Regions from separate parts of the Homo sapiens genome. Here regions 2, 3 and 4 are each linked to region 1. A link is a contact called in ENCODE Hi-C or POLR2A ChIA-PET data. All regions are on one chromosome and are shown on one strand. The core of a region is the stretch at or near the end of the contact, and the rest is flanking DNA. Distances in the headings are between cores, read along the strand shown.

Evidence for each region. A loop is a pair of places that touch in the nucleus more often than their neighbours do. ChIA-PET counts read pairs that join two places held with the same protein, here RNA polymerase II (POLR2A). Pooled maps may share reads with other maps.
Region 2: a map of naive thymus-derived CD4-positive, alpha-beta T cell shows a loop between it and region 1 (19-fold over the local background). The contact joins the promoter of ZNF813 here to the promoter of ZNF83 in region 1. A Hi-C loop is called at or near these places in 1 of 168 maps with a recorded cell type or tissue (naive thymus-derived CD4-positive, alpha-beta T cell) and 7 of 50 pooled maps. POLR2A ChIA-PET finds 5 or more read pairs at or near these places in 1 of 52 experiments (activated B cell).
Region 3: a loop to region 1 is called in a pooled map, with 7 times the contacts of the local background. The contact joins the promoter of ZNF841 here to the promoter of ZNF83 in region 1. A Hi-C loop is called at or near these places in 1 of 37 single-sample maps with no recorded cell type and 7 of 50 pooled maps. POLR2A ChIA-PET finds 5 or more read pairs at or near these places in 2 of 52 experiments (B cell and activated CD8-positive, alpha-beta T cell).
Region 4: a map with no recorded cell type shows a loop between it and region 1 (20-fold over the local background). The contact joins the promoter of ZNF761 here to the promoter of ZNF83 in region 1. A Hi-C loop is called at or near these places in 2 of 37 single-sample maps with no recorded cell type and 8 of 50 pooled maps.

What each region holds. Positions count from the first base shown.
Region 1 is chr19:52,636,885-52,639,789 of GRCh38, forward strand. It overlaps ZNF83 (zinc finger protein 83), which reads right to left and starts at 1,471. Exons shown (of 3, transcript NM_018300.4): 1 at 1,428-1,471. It also overlaps the pseudogene LOC124904757. RefSeq lists enhancers at 399-917, 918-1,435, 1,189-1,308 and a silencer at 1,519-1,718.
Region 2 is chr19:53,466,387-53,469,086 of GRCh38, forward strand. It overlaps ZNF813 (zinc finger protein 813), which reads left to right and starts at 1,347. Exons shown (of 4, transcript NM_001004301.4): 1 at 1,347-1,403. RefSeq lists a silencer at 1,191-1,320 and enhancers at 1,391-1,630, 1,567-2,128, 2,129-2,691.
Region 3 is chr19:52,094,496-52,097,451 of GRCh38, forward strand. ZNF841 (zinc finger protein 841) reads right to left here and starts at 1,270. Exons shown (of 7, transcript NM_001136499.2): 1 at 1,080-1,270.
Region 4 is chr19:53,430,534-53,433,233 of GRCh38, forward strand. It overlaps ZNF761 (zinc finger protein 761), which reads left to right and starts at 1,451. Exons shown (of 5, transcript NM_001289951.2): 1 at 1,451-1,495. All of the region lies in intron 9 of ZNF765-ZNF761 (ZNF765-ZNF761 readthrough), which reads left to right. It also overlaps the pseudogene TPM3P9. RefSeq lists a silencer at 1,328-1,407.

The DNA of each region.
Region 1 (2,905 bases), core at 221-2,720:
TGTACTCAAGCAATCTTCTTGCCTCAGTCTCCTAAAGTGCTGGGATTACAGGCGTAAGCCACTGCGCCCAGCCCATCTTTCTTCATTACTGTGCTTCCCTCCCTAATTGTGTACATATCTCTCATTCTCCCCTTCTCTCTCTAGCTCTTGTTTTCTTTTCTTTTTACCTGGCATTCTGCTCCTCATTTTGTACCCCTCTCCTCTCCTGCTGTTTATCCCCTTCTTCCCTCTATTCCTTCTCTTCCACCTCTTCTGCTCCATCCTCGCAACTTACCTAACTTCTTGCTGTTCCTTCTCCCCAATCGTTCTATCGTCCTCAATCTTGATATATTTCCGCCTCTTCTCCCATCTCTGTGCATCCTCTGCTCTCCCTGTTAAATTCCGTCTTCCCTGTTATACCCCCTGTCCCCAATATGTGGAACCACAGATCCCCAGGTGTCCTCCCTGCTGTGGTTCTCCCTCTGTTCTCCTTGCCACCAGCACCACTCTGCTCTGTCTGCCCTGGCTCCAAATCCCTCCTCCTCTCCCTCACTCTGATGAGATTCCCTCTTTGCTGCCCCTCTCCCTACCTTGCTGTCCTTCATCTCTCTGTACATCTAGGTTTCTCTACGTTTCTCCAGTTACTTTTCTCCTCCTGCTTTCTTTTTTTTTCTTTTCACTTTTGCTGTCTCTTGACAAATCCATCACCCACCCTCTACTTTGCCCTCTGTTATGGGTCTTTCTCATTCTTTTCTCTGTCTCAGCTTTTCTACTGCTCTGTCTCCCAATGCCTTTGGCCGACACAATCACAGGAGGGTTTGGATAAGACGCCTGCATCCCGGAGGAGCTCGTTTTCCGGGGGCTGGAGCTGGGCAGGCAAGAACACCCCGTGTCACAGGACAGGCCCCGGGTACCTCCCCAACGCGGGTTCAGGGGAAGAGGTGACTGTGGAGGAGAGACCTGTGGAGCAGCAGGGCCCGCCACGAGGAGGGAGGTGGGGGGGAGACGGCGCCTTAAGACAAGGTTGGGGTCTGCAGGATTCCAGGACCAGGCAAAGTACGCGGCCTCCCTGGGACTGGGGCCCTGGCGCTGCGCTCCAGTGGCCTACGAAGGCGAGGGTGGGAGGCGCCCAGGGCGGGAATCCAGCTCTCGGGTGAGGACTTTAAAAAGCGAGGGGCGGGAGGAGTCAGAAAACAGTTTTGAGCAGGAAAACTACGCGACAGGAAGTGTATACATCGCCCTACAGCAGAAAGACCGGGGACAGCCCAGCCTCAGGGCGACTTTAAACCCAAAAGGAAGCGATATCCGGACTCTCATGGGGACGTCTCAATTTGTCCTGGGTGAAGGAAGAAGGGAGAGAATTTCCAGGTCTGTGGGGACCCCACGTCTCAGGTACAGCAGCGCCGGGGACCTGGTAAGCGCAGACTTAATAGAAGAGCGAAACTCACCGCCACGGTGTAACTTTCACTCCACATAATCCGCTTCCGGGTTTGCGCGCATGTGCGCGCGCAGTACAGAAGCCAGGTCTGGGCGGGGCCCGCGAGGTGGGCGGGGCCTGGATGAGGTAGGGGCGGGGTGGGAAGCCGAGAGACTTTCCCCTTTAGAACCAGCAGTGGGCGGGGCCAGGGCGGGACCTGTGAGTCTCTCAGCATCGTTCCCAGCGCAGAGGCATTTTTCGGGTTTTGGAGGCGAGACCGGCCAGGAAGGCTGAGGCATGATTCAAAAGCCCTGGAATTATCTGGAACGGGGATGCAAACTAGAATGTGAAATGCAAAGCCCTGCCTGGGCGGAAGGTACAATTTCATGCTGATAGCCCACAGAACCGAATAGAAATCCTCTCCCTTTCTATTCTCCATTCACTTGGGAGAGAGTCCACGCTGTGCTCAGCTTTAGAGACTCAGGCCACTGCCTGAGATGCAGGATGGAGTGCTCAGGCCAAGGATGGGTGAGGTCACCACCTGCGGCTTAAACACAGCTGGGATATGGGCGCGGGAGTGGGAGCCTGAGGTCCCAGCTATTCAGGAAGCAGCGGCGGGAGGATCGCCGAGCCTGGGAGTTCAGGCCAGCCTGGGCGACAAAGTAACACCCCCTCCCGCAGGGCTCCCTTCCTCGTCTCTCTCTCTCTTTTCTTTTTTATAATAAAATTTTTGATGATGTTACATAGGGATCCAACATTATTCTTTTCCACGTGGATATCCAGTTAGTTGTCCCAGCGTATTTGTGTAAGAGATCTATCAGTTTCTTTTTTTGTTTCTTGAGATGGAGTTTTGCTCTAGTTGACCAGGCTGGAGTGCAATGGCGCGATCTCTGTCTCCCAGGTTCAATCGATTCTCATGCCTCTATCTCCCAAGTAGCTGGGATCACAGGGATGTGCCACCATGCCCTGCTAATTTTGTATTTTTAGTAGAGATGGGATTTCTCCATGTTGGTCAGGTTGGTCTCAAATTTCCGACCTCAAGTAATCCGCCCGCCTCGGCCTCCCAAAGTGCTGGGATTACAGGTGTGAGCCACCGCGCCCGGCTTATTTTCTTTTATATATTTAGTTTTTTCTATTTTTTTTTTTTTTTTTTTTTGAGGCAGAGTTTTCTTTTTTGGCCAGGCTGGAATGCGGTGGCGAGATCTGGGCTCACTGCAGCCTCTGCCTCCTGGGTTGAACCGATTTTCCTGTCTCAGCCTCCGGAGTAGTTGACATTACAGACGCGCACAACCATGCCCGGCTAATTTTTGTATTTTCGATACAAACGAGGTTTCACTATATTGGCTAGGCTGGTCTCGAACTTCTGACTTCAAGTGATCTGACTGCCTCAGCCTCTGAAAGTGCTGGGATTATAGTCATAAGCCACACTTCCTGGCCCAAAAAATATTCATTTCTTTACTCTTTAAATTTTGAGAAAATATAATGGAAAACAAAAAAAATCTTCCCCCC
Region 2 (2,700 bases), core at 97-2,596, 830 kb after region 1:
GTGACCAAGGGTGTTGTCAAGTCCTCTTCCCTGAGGACTGATTAGTGTTTATCTTGAAAACATGTACTTAATGGGTTGTATAGAACAGTGAAGTTTCTTTCTCTCTTTTCAACCTCTTAGCTGTTTGTCTATTTCGCATCATAATCTGGCCTAAGGCTTATTTATTAATGAAATGGTTTTAATTTCTTTCTCTATTGTCGTCGTGGAGATGATTTCTCATTGGGGGGAAGACTTTTTGTTTGTTTTCAATTATGTTTTCTCAACAATTGGAAAGTGAAGTAAAAAGTATTTGTTGGGCCAGGTGCAGTGGCTCACGCCTGTAATGCCAGCACTTTGGGAGGCCGAGGCAGGCGGATCACTTGAAGTCAAGAGTTTGAGACCAGCCTGGCCAACATGGTGAAACCCGTCTACAAAAATACAAAAATTAGCCAGGCATGGTGGCACGCGAATGTAATGGCAGGTACTCCGGAGGCTGAGGCAGGGGAATCGCTTGAACCCAAGAGGGAAGAGGCTGCAGTGAACCGAGATCCCGTTACTGCCCTCTAGCCTGGGCGACAGAGAAATACTCTGTCTCAAAAGAAATAAGTAAATAAATAAAGTAATAAATCTCTTCCACAAACGTGCTGAGACAACTAACTGAATATCCAGATGGAAAAGAATACTGTTGGATCCCTATCTCACACAATCAAAATTGTATTTTAAAACATTAAAAAAAAAAAAGGAAAAAAAGAGACGAGGAAGGAAGCGCTGCGGGAGGGGGTGTTACTTTGTCGCTCAGGCTGGCCTGGACCCCCAGGCTCAGCGATCCTCCCGCCGCTGCTTCCTGAGTAGCTGGGACCTCAGGCTCCTGCCCCCGCGCGCGCATCCCTCCCACCCCGGCGCCCCATCCAGCAGGTGGTCACCTCACTCCTCCCTGGCCTGAGCACTCCGTCCCGCATCCATGGCGGTGGCTTTAGGGAAATCTCTGAAGTTGAGCACGGGGTGGACTTGCCCTCCTGAGTGAATGGAGAATAGAAAGGGGGAGGATTTCTATTTTGTTTTGTGGGCCGTCAGCATGAAATCGTACCTTCCGCCCAGGCAGGGCTTTGCATTTCACATTCTAGTTTGCATCCCCGTTCCAGACAATTCCAGGGCTTTTGAATAGTGCCTCAACCTTACTGGCCGGTCTCGACTCCAAAACCCTAAAACAGGCGCTGGAGCGAGGGTGACGGACTCACAGGTCCCACCCCGGCCCCGCCCTCTGCGCCTTCCAAAGGGCAAAGTCTCTCCGCCTCTCGCCCCGCCCCTGCTTCGTCAGGCCCCGCCCACCTCCCAGGTCCCGCCCAGGCCTGGCTTCTGTCCTGCGCGCAGATTCGCGAAAACCCGGAAGCGGATCGCGTGGAGTGACGGTCCCACGGCAGCGCGTGAGTTTGGCTCTGTGTTGTATTAGGTCTGCACTTCCCAGGTCCCTGGCGCTTCTGTACCTGGGGCGTGGGGTCCCCACAAACCTGGAAATTCTCAGCCGTCTTCCTTCACCCAGAGCAAATTGAGACGACCCCGTGAGAGTCCGGGGGTCGCTTCCTTTTGTGTTTAAGGTCGCCCTGAGGCTGGTCCCGTCCCGGGTCTTTCTGCTATAGGGCAATGTATACACTTTCTATCGCGCATTTTTCCTGCTCTAAACCTTTCTCTGACTCCTCCCACCCCGCGCTTTTTGAAGTCCTCACCCAAGGGGTGGATTCTCGCCCACTTCGGCCGGTGGAGCGCAGAACCGCGGCCCCAGTCCCGGGAAGGCCGCGTCCTCTGTCTGGTCCCGGGATCCTGCAGACCCCACCCTTGTCTTAAGGCGCCCTCGCGCCCCCCCCCCCCCACCTCCCTCCTCCTGCCGGGCCCTGCTGCTTCCTAGGTCTCCCCTCCGCAGTCACGGCTTCCCCTGAGCCCACGTTGGGGAGGTGCCCGGGGCTTGTCCTGTTGAAGGAGGCCAGCCCTTCCACACCTGTGGGTATTTCTCGTCAGGTGGGAAGAGAGACTGAGAAAAGAAATAAGACACAAAGACAAAGTATAGAGAAAGGACAGTGGGCCCAGGGGACCGGCGCTCAGCATACGGAGGACCGGCACCAGTGCCAGCCTCTGAGTTCCCTCAGTATTTATTGATCATTATTTTTACTGTCCTAGTGAGGGGAGTGTAGCAGGGCAACAGGTGGGGAGAGGTCAGCAAGAAAACATGTGAGCAAAGGAATCTATATCATGAATAAGTTCAAGGAAAGGTACTGTGCCCAGATGTGCACGTAGGCTAGATTTATGTTTCTCTTCACCCAAACATCTCAGTGTAGCAAAGAGTCACAGAGCAGTATTGCTGCCAGCATATCTCGCCTCCAGCCACAGGGCGGTTTTCTCCTATCTCAGAATAGAACGAATGGAAATGGTCAGCTTTACACCTAGACATTCCATTCCCAGGGACCAGCAGGAGACAGAAGTCTTCCTCTTATCTCAACTGCAAAGAGGCCTTCCTCTTTCACTACTCCTCCTCAGCACAGACTCTTTACGGGTGTCCGGCTGGGGGATGTAAGGTCTTTCCTTTCCCACGAGGCCATATCTCAGGCTGTCTCAGTGGGGGGAAACTTGGACAATACCCAGGCTTTCTAGGGCAGAGGTCCCTGCGGCTTTCCGCAGTGCATTGTGTCCCTGGTTAACTGAGAATGGAGAATGGCGATGACTTTTACC
Region 3 (2,956 bases), core at 20-2,519, 540 kb before region 1:
GTAGCTCTTTCTCCCCAATCTTTCCGATTGTCCCCAATCTCCACGTATTTCTGCCTCTTTTCCCCCATCTAAGCTCCCTCTCTGCTCTCCTTGTTAAATTCCCTCTTCCCTGTTACATCTCCTTTGTTCCCACTCTCTAGCACCCCCAATTTCCTAGGCTTACTCCCTGCTGTGGTTCTCCCTCTACTCTGCTTGTCACCCACTGCCCTCTCTCCCTCTCTTTCAGTCCCAGCACCACGTAGCTCTGTCAGCCGCGGCTCCAACTCTTTCACCTTCTCCCCACTGTCTGTCTGTCTGCAGTGCCTCCTCCTTTGCCGCCCCACTCTATTTTGCTGCCCTTCATCTCTCTGAAGGTCCCCTTTTTTTCTAAATTTCTCTGTGTGCTTTTCTCCCCCTGCTACTTTTTCCATCCGTTCTCTTTCACTCTTGCTCTCTTTGCAAGTCCCTAAAGTATCATCCATTTTGCCGTGTATTTATGGGTCTCCCTCATTCTTTTCTCCTCAGTTTTTCCTTTTGCTCCGTCGTTCCCCGTCTTTTCCTCTCCTGATCCCTCTCACCCACACATTCGGGAGGAAAGGGGAGGAATAGGATGCCCACCTCCCGGAAGAGCACATTTTCCAGTGGAGTAAAATTTGGGAAGGAAGAACACTGGGTGTCACAAGACAGACTCAGGTAACCTGTCCCAACGGGGAGTCAAGAAAAGCAGTGGCTGTGAAGGGGAAGCCTGGGGAGCGGAAGGACCCGGCGTGAGGACGACACGAGGTGGCGCGGAGAACGATGTCTCACGACAGGGAGGGTCTGCAGAATCCCAGGACGTGGGAGGAGAAGCGGCTCCTTCAGGAGCCGGACAGTGGGCGCTCCCCTCCAGGGGCAGACGACGGAGGAGCTCGGGGATCGCGAAGGGCGCTAGTCCACATCCCGAATGAGGACTCGACTTGGCGCGGGGCCCAAGCAGAGGGTTTTAAGCGGGAACACTACCTGAATGGGGTTGTCTACATGGTCCTAAGGAAGAAAGGCAGAGAGCAAGGAACGGCCTCAGAGAGATTTTAAACCGAAAGGGAAGCAATTCTCCTACTTACTTGGGACGAAGGGGCTGTTGCGGGTATTTTAAGGTCCGTAGCGATCCCCAGGTCACGGGTATGGAGAACCGAGGACTGCGAAGTGCACGTTTAATCAAGGTAGACGAAGAGAAGCAAACGTTTAATCCAGGTAGACTGAAACACACTCATAGCGACGTGGCCTTTCCCCAGCGCGATCTGCTTCCGGGTGTGCAGGAAACTGGGCGCGGAAAGAAAAACTGGGCGGCCTGGGGGCGGGGCCTAGGCGGGGCGCGACTAGGAAAGGGCTGGGCGGAAAGACTGGCCTGACTTGGGAGTGGCCCGAAAGGGTGGTGGGAGGCCCAGGGCGGTAGGGGGCGTGACTAGGTGGGGCTTGGCTGGACCGAAAACTGGGATGAAGCGGGGCCTCCAGGGGTGGGCGGGGCCGAGGCGGGGCCTGTTCTCCACTCCGCCTCTCACCCAGCAGGATTTTGTTTTCCAGGTTTGGGAGTATTTGTGACTATTTCTTGTCCTGTGAAGCAGCGTTGCTCCTTGCCCATTTTAAATTAATGTTTCAGAATTTAAGGTTGAATCTTAAAGTTGTGGTCCACTTATACTGGAAACTAAGATGATTTATTCTTAACAAGTTGAACTGATTTAAGTCAAAACCGATTTTTCCGAGCCTGGTGGACTCCATCCAGTCTTACCAGAAAAGCTGAAGCTACTCAGTAGTCAGGGAACTGGGATCTCGGTGGGGATTGGATGTGGAGCAGTGACTGGATCCAGGAACCCAGAAGACATTATGCCAAGCGAAATGTGCTAGACACAGTGTAGAAAATGAAATAAGTAGAGGTTCCTCTTCAAAGGGACTTTCCTCCCAGTCTAATTGAGAATAGATAGTAACCTCTCTTAGAAGCAAAATTTACTCAAAGACCTGTGCTAATATTCTTAAATATCTGCTAGCCATAATAGATAAATCAATATACTCTGTGTTCTTAGCTCCCACATTTTAGCCTAGATATTTGCCCTGGCATGCCTGAATTGTTCCAAGCAAGCATTAGGTCACAGCCTATTCCTCTTCCTTATTTGGAAGTGTTTTTGCCTCTCTCAGCCTTCCACAAGTTACTTCCTCTCTTCCTTTGTTCTCCTCTGCCTTTGCCTCTTTTGGGAAGTTCTAAGGTGCTAGCCAATCAGGTCAAGCACAGAATTGGGTCCGATTCCAGCCAATGGAAACCAGACACAGCAGTAGGGTGGACGCGTCAGGTTATTATTATTATTATTTTTTTTGAGACGGAGTCTCGTTCTTTCGCCCAGGCCGGAGTGCAGTGGCGCTATCTCGGCTCACTGCAAGCTCTGCCTCCTGGGTTCACGCCATTCTCCTGCCTCAGCCTCCCGAGTAGCTGGGACTAGAGGCACCTGCCACTGCGCCCAGCTAATTTTTTGTATTTTTAGTAGAGACGGGGTTTCACTGCGTTAGCCAGGATGGTCTCGATCTCCTGACCTCGTGATCCGCCCACCTCGGCCTCCCAAAGTGCTGGGATTACAGGCATGAGCCACCGCGCCCGGCCAGATGCGTCAGGTTATAAATGACCCTTCTCTTTTGTTCATGTGTACTCTCGTGGCAAGACTGCTAGTGAGCAGCACCCTTTCTGCAGAAAGTAAACTAGCCTTGCTGAGAGATCCTTTGTCTCAGTGTTGATTTTTGCGACACTGAGCACCCGTTCCCAACACACACAAAGAAACATACTTCATGCACTTACTTACACGTGCTAAGTACAAACATCAAATTCAGAGTAACAAAGTAGAAGGGTGGTTTCCAGGGCTGAGGGTGTTTCCTATGCCTGTCCCACCATTGTATTTTGGAAGCAGATAACTTCTCTGGCTTCACAGATTCACAGCTGGGCAGAAACTTTGCCTCA
Region 4 (2,700 bases), core at 201-2,700, 790 kb after region 1:
GTGTTACTCCCCGTCCCTCAGAATGAAGCTAATTAGCTGACACAGATGGTCACCTCCATTACCAAGTAGAGTCAGGATGAACTATGTGTGACCAAGAGTGTTGTCAAGTCCTCTTCCCTGAGGACTGATTAGCGTTTATCTTGAAAACATGTCCTTAATGGGTTGTATAGAACAGTAAAGTTTCTTTCTCTTTTTTCAACCTCTTAGCTGTTTGCCTGTATTTCGCATCACAATCTGGTCTAAGGCTTATTTATTAATGAAATGGTTTTAATTTCTTTCTCTATGATCATCGTGGAGATGATTTCTCATTTGGAGAAAGACTTTTTGTTTGTTTTCAATTATATTTTCTCAACAATTAGACAGTGAAGTAAAAAGTATTTTGGGGGGGCCAGGCACAGTGGCTCACGCCTGTAATCCCAGTACTTTGGGAGGCCGAGGCAGGTGGATCACTTGAAGTCAGGAGGTTGAGACCAGCTGGCCAACATGGGGAACCCACCTACAAAAATACAAAAATTAGCCGGGCATGGTGGCACGCGCCTGTAATGGCAGGTACTCCGGAGGCTGAGGCAGGGGAATCGCTTGAACCCAGGAGGCAGAGGCTGCAGTGAGCCCAGTTCCTGCCACTGCACTCCAGCCTGGGCGACAGAGAAATGCTCTGTCTCAAAATAAAAGAAAAGAAATAAGTAAATAAATAAAAGAAAGTAATAGATCTCTTCTACAAATGTGCTGGGACAACTAACTGGATATCCACATGGAAAAGAATAATGTATCCCTATCTCACACAATCAAAATTTTATTTTAACGTTAAAAAATGGAGAAAAAAAGAGAGAGAGACGAGGGAGGGAGTCCTGAGGGAGGGGTGTTACTTTGTCGCCCAGGCTGGCCTGGACCCCCAGGCTCAGCGATCCTCTCGCCGCTGCTTCCTGAGTAGCTGGGAACTCAGGCTCCCGCCCCCGCGCCTGAATCCTTGCTGTGTTTATCCAGCAGGTCGCCCCTGGCTGGCCTGAGCATTCCGTCCCGCATCCCAGGGGGAGGCCCTAGGGAAGTCTCTGCAGCTGAGCACGGGGTGGACTCTCCCTCCTGAGTGAGTGGAGAATAGAAAGGGAGAGGATTTCTGTTCTGTTCTGTGGGCCGTCAGCATGAAATCGTACGTTCCGCCCAGGCAGGGCCTTGCATTTTACATTCTAGTTTGTATCCCGTTCCAGACAATTCCAGGGCTTTTGAGTCCATGCGTCAGCCTTCCTGGGCGGTCTCACCTTCACCACCCGAAAACAGGTGCTAGGAGAGAAGCTGAGAGGAGCACCGGTCACGCCCCGGCCCCGCCCTCTGCCGGCTCTAAAGCGCAAGGTCTCTCCGCCTCGCGCCCCGCCCCTGCCTCGTCCAGGCCCCGCCCACCTCCTTGCGGGTCCCGCCCAGGCCTGGCTTCTGCTCTGCGCGCGCAGATTCGTGCAGACCAGGAAGCGGATAGCGTGGAGTGACGGTGCCACCGCGGCGCGTGAGTTTCGCCCTGTCTTGTATTAAGTCTGCTCTTCCAGGTTCCTGGCGCTTCTGTACCTGGGACTTGGGATCCCCACAAACCTGGAAATTCTCAGCCGTCTTCCTTCACTCAGAGCAAATTGAGACGACCTCGTGAGAGGCCGTGGGTCGGTTCCTTTTGGGTTTAAGGTCCCCCTGAGGCTGGTCCCGTCCCGGGTGTTTCTGCTACAGGGCAATGTATACACTTTCTAACCTGTAGTTTTCCTGCTGTAAACCTTTTTCTGACTCCTCCCGCCCCGCGCTTTTTAAAGTCCTCACCTGAGAGGTGGATTCTCGCCTTTGTCGGCCCCTGGAGCCCAGCGCCGCTGCCCCAGTCCCGGAAAGGCCGCGTCCTCTGCCTGGTCCTAGGATCCTGCAGACCCCACCCTTGCCTTAAGGTGCTGTCGCCCCTTCACCTCCCTCCTTGTGCCGGGCCCTGCTGCTCCACGGGTTTCGCCTCCACAATCACCGCTTCCCCTGAGCCCGCGTTGGGGAGGTGCCCGGGGCCTGTCCTGTGACGCGGGGTGTTACTGCCTGCCCAGCTCCAGCCCCTGGAAAATGCGCTCCCCCGGGATGCAGGCGTCTTACTCCAAACCCTCCTGTGACTGTGTGGGCCAAAGGGATCAGGAGACGGACAGAGAGCAGTGGAAAACCTGAGACAGAAAAGAAGAATGAGAAAGACCTATAACAGATGGCAAAGTAGAGGATGGGTGAGGGATTTGCCAAGAGACAGCAAAAGTGAAAAGAAAACGATAAGAAAGCAGGAGGAGAAAAGCAAGTGCAGAAATGTAGAGAAAAGCTGGATGTACAGAGAGATGAAGGACAGCAAGGTAGGGAGAGGGACAGCAAAGAGGGAGGCTCATCAGGGTGAGGGAGAGGAGGAGGGATTTGGAGCCAGGGCAGACAGAGCAGAGTGGTGCTGGTGGCAAGGAGAACAGAGGGAGAAGCACAGCAGGGAGGACACCTGGGGATCTGGGGTGCTAGAGAGTGGGGACAGGGGGGTATAACAGGGAAGAGAGAATTTAACGGGGAGAGCAAAGGAGGCGCAGAGATGGTGTTGCGGGAAACTGAGGACTAGACAGACTGATATGGGGGAGACAAAAGGATGTTTATTTAAGATACGCACCGGCTCAGTGGATTTACATCTAAAAAGCTGAGCATTTCAACAAAGACGGAGTGGGGTTT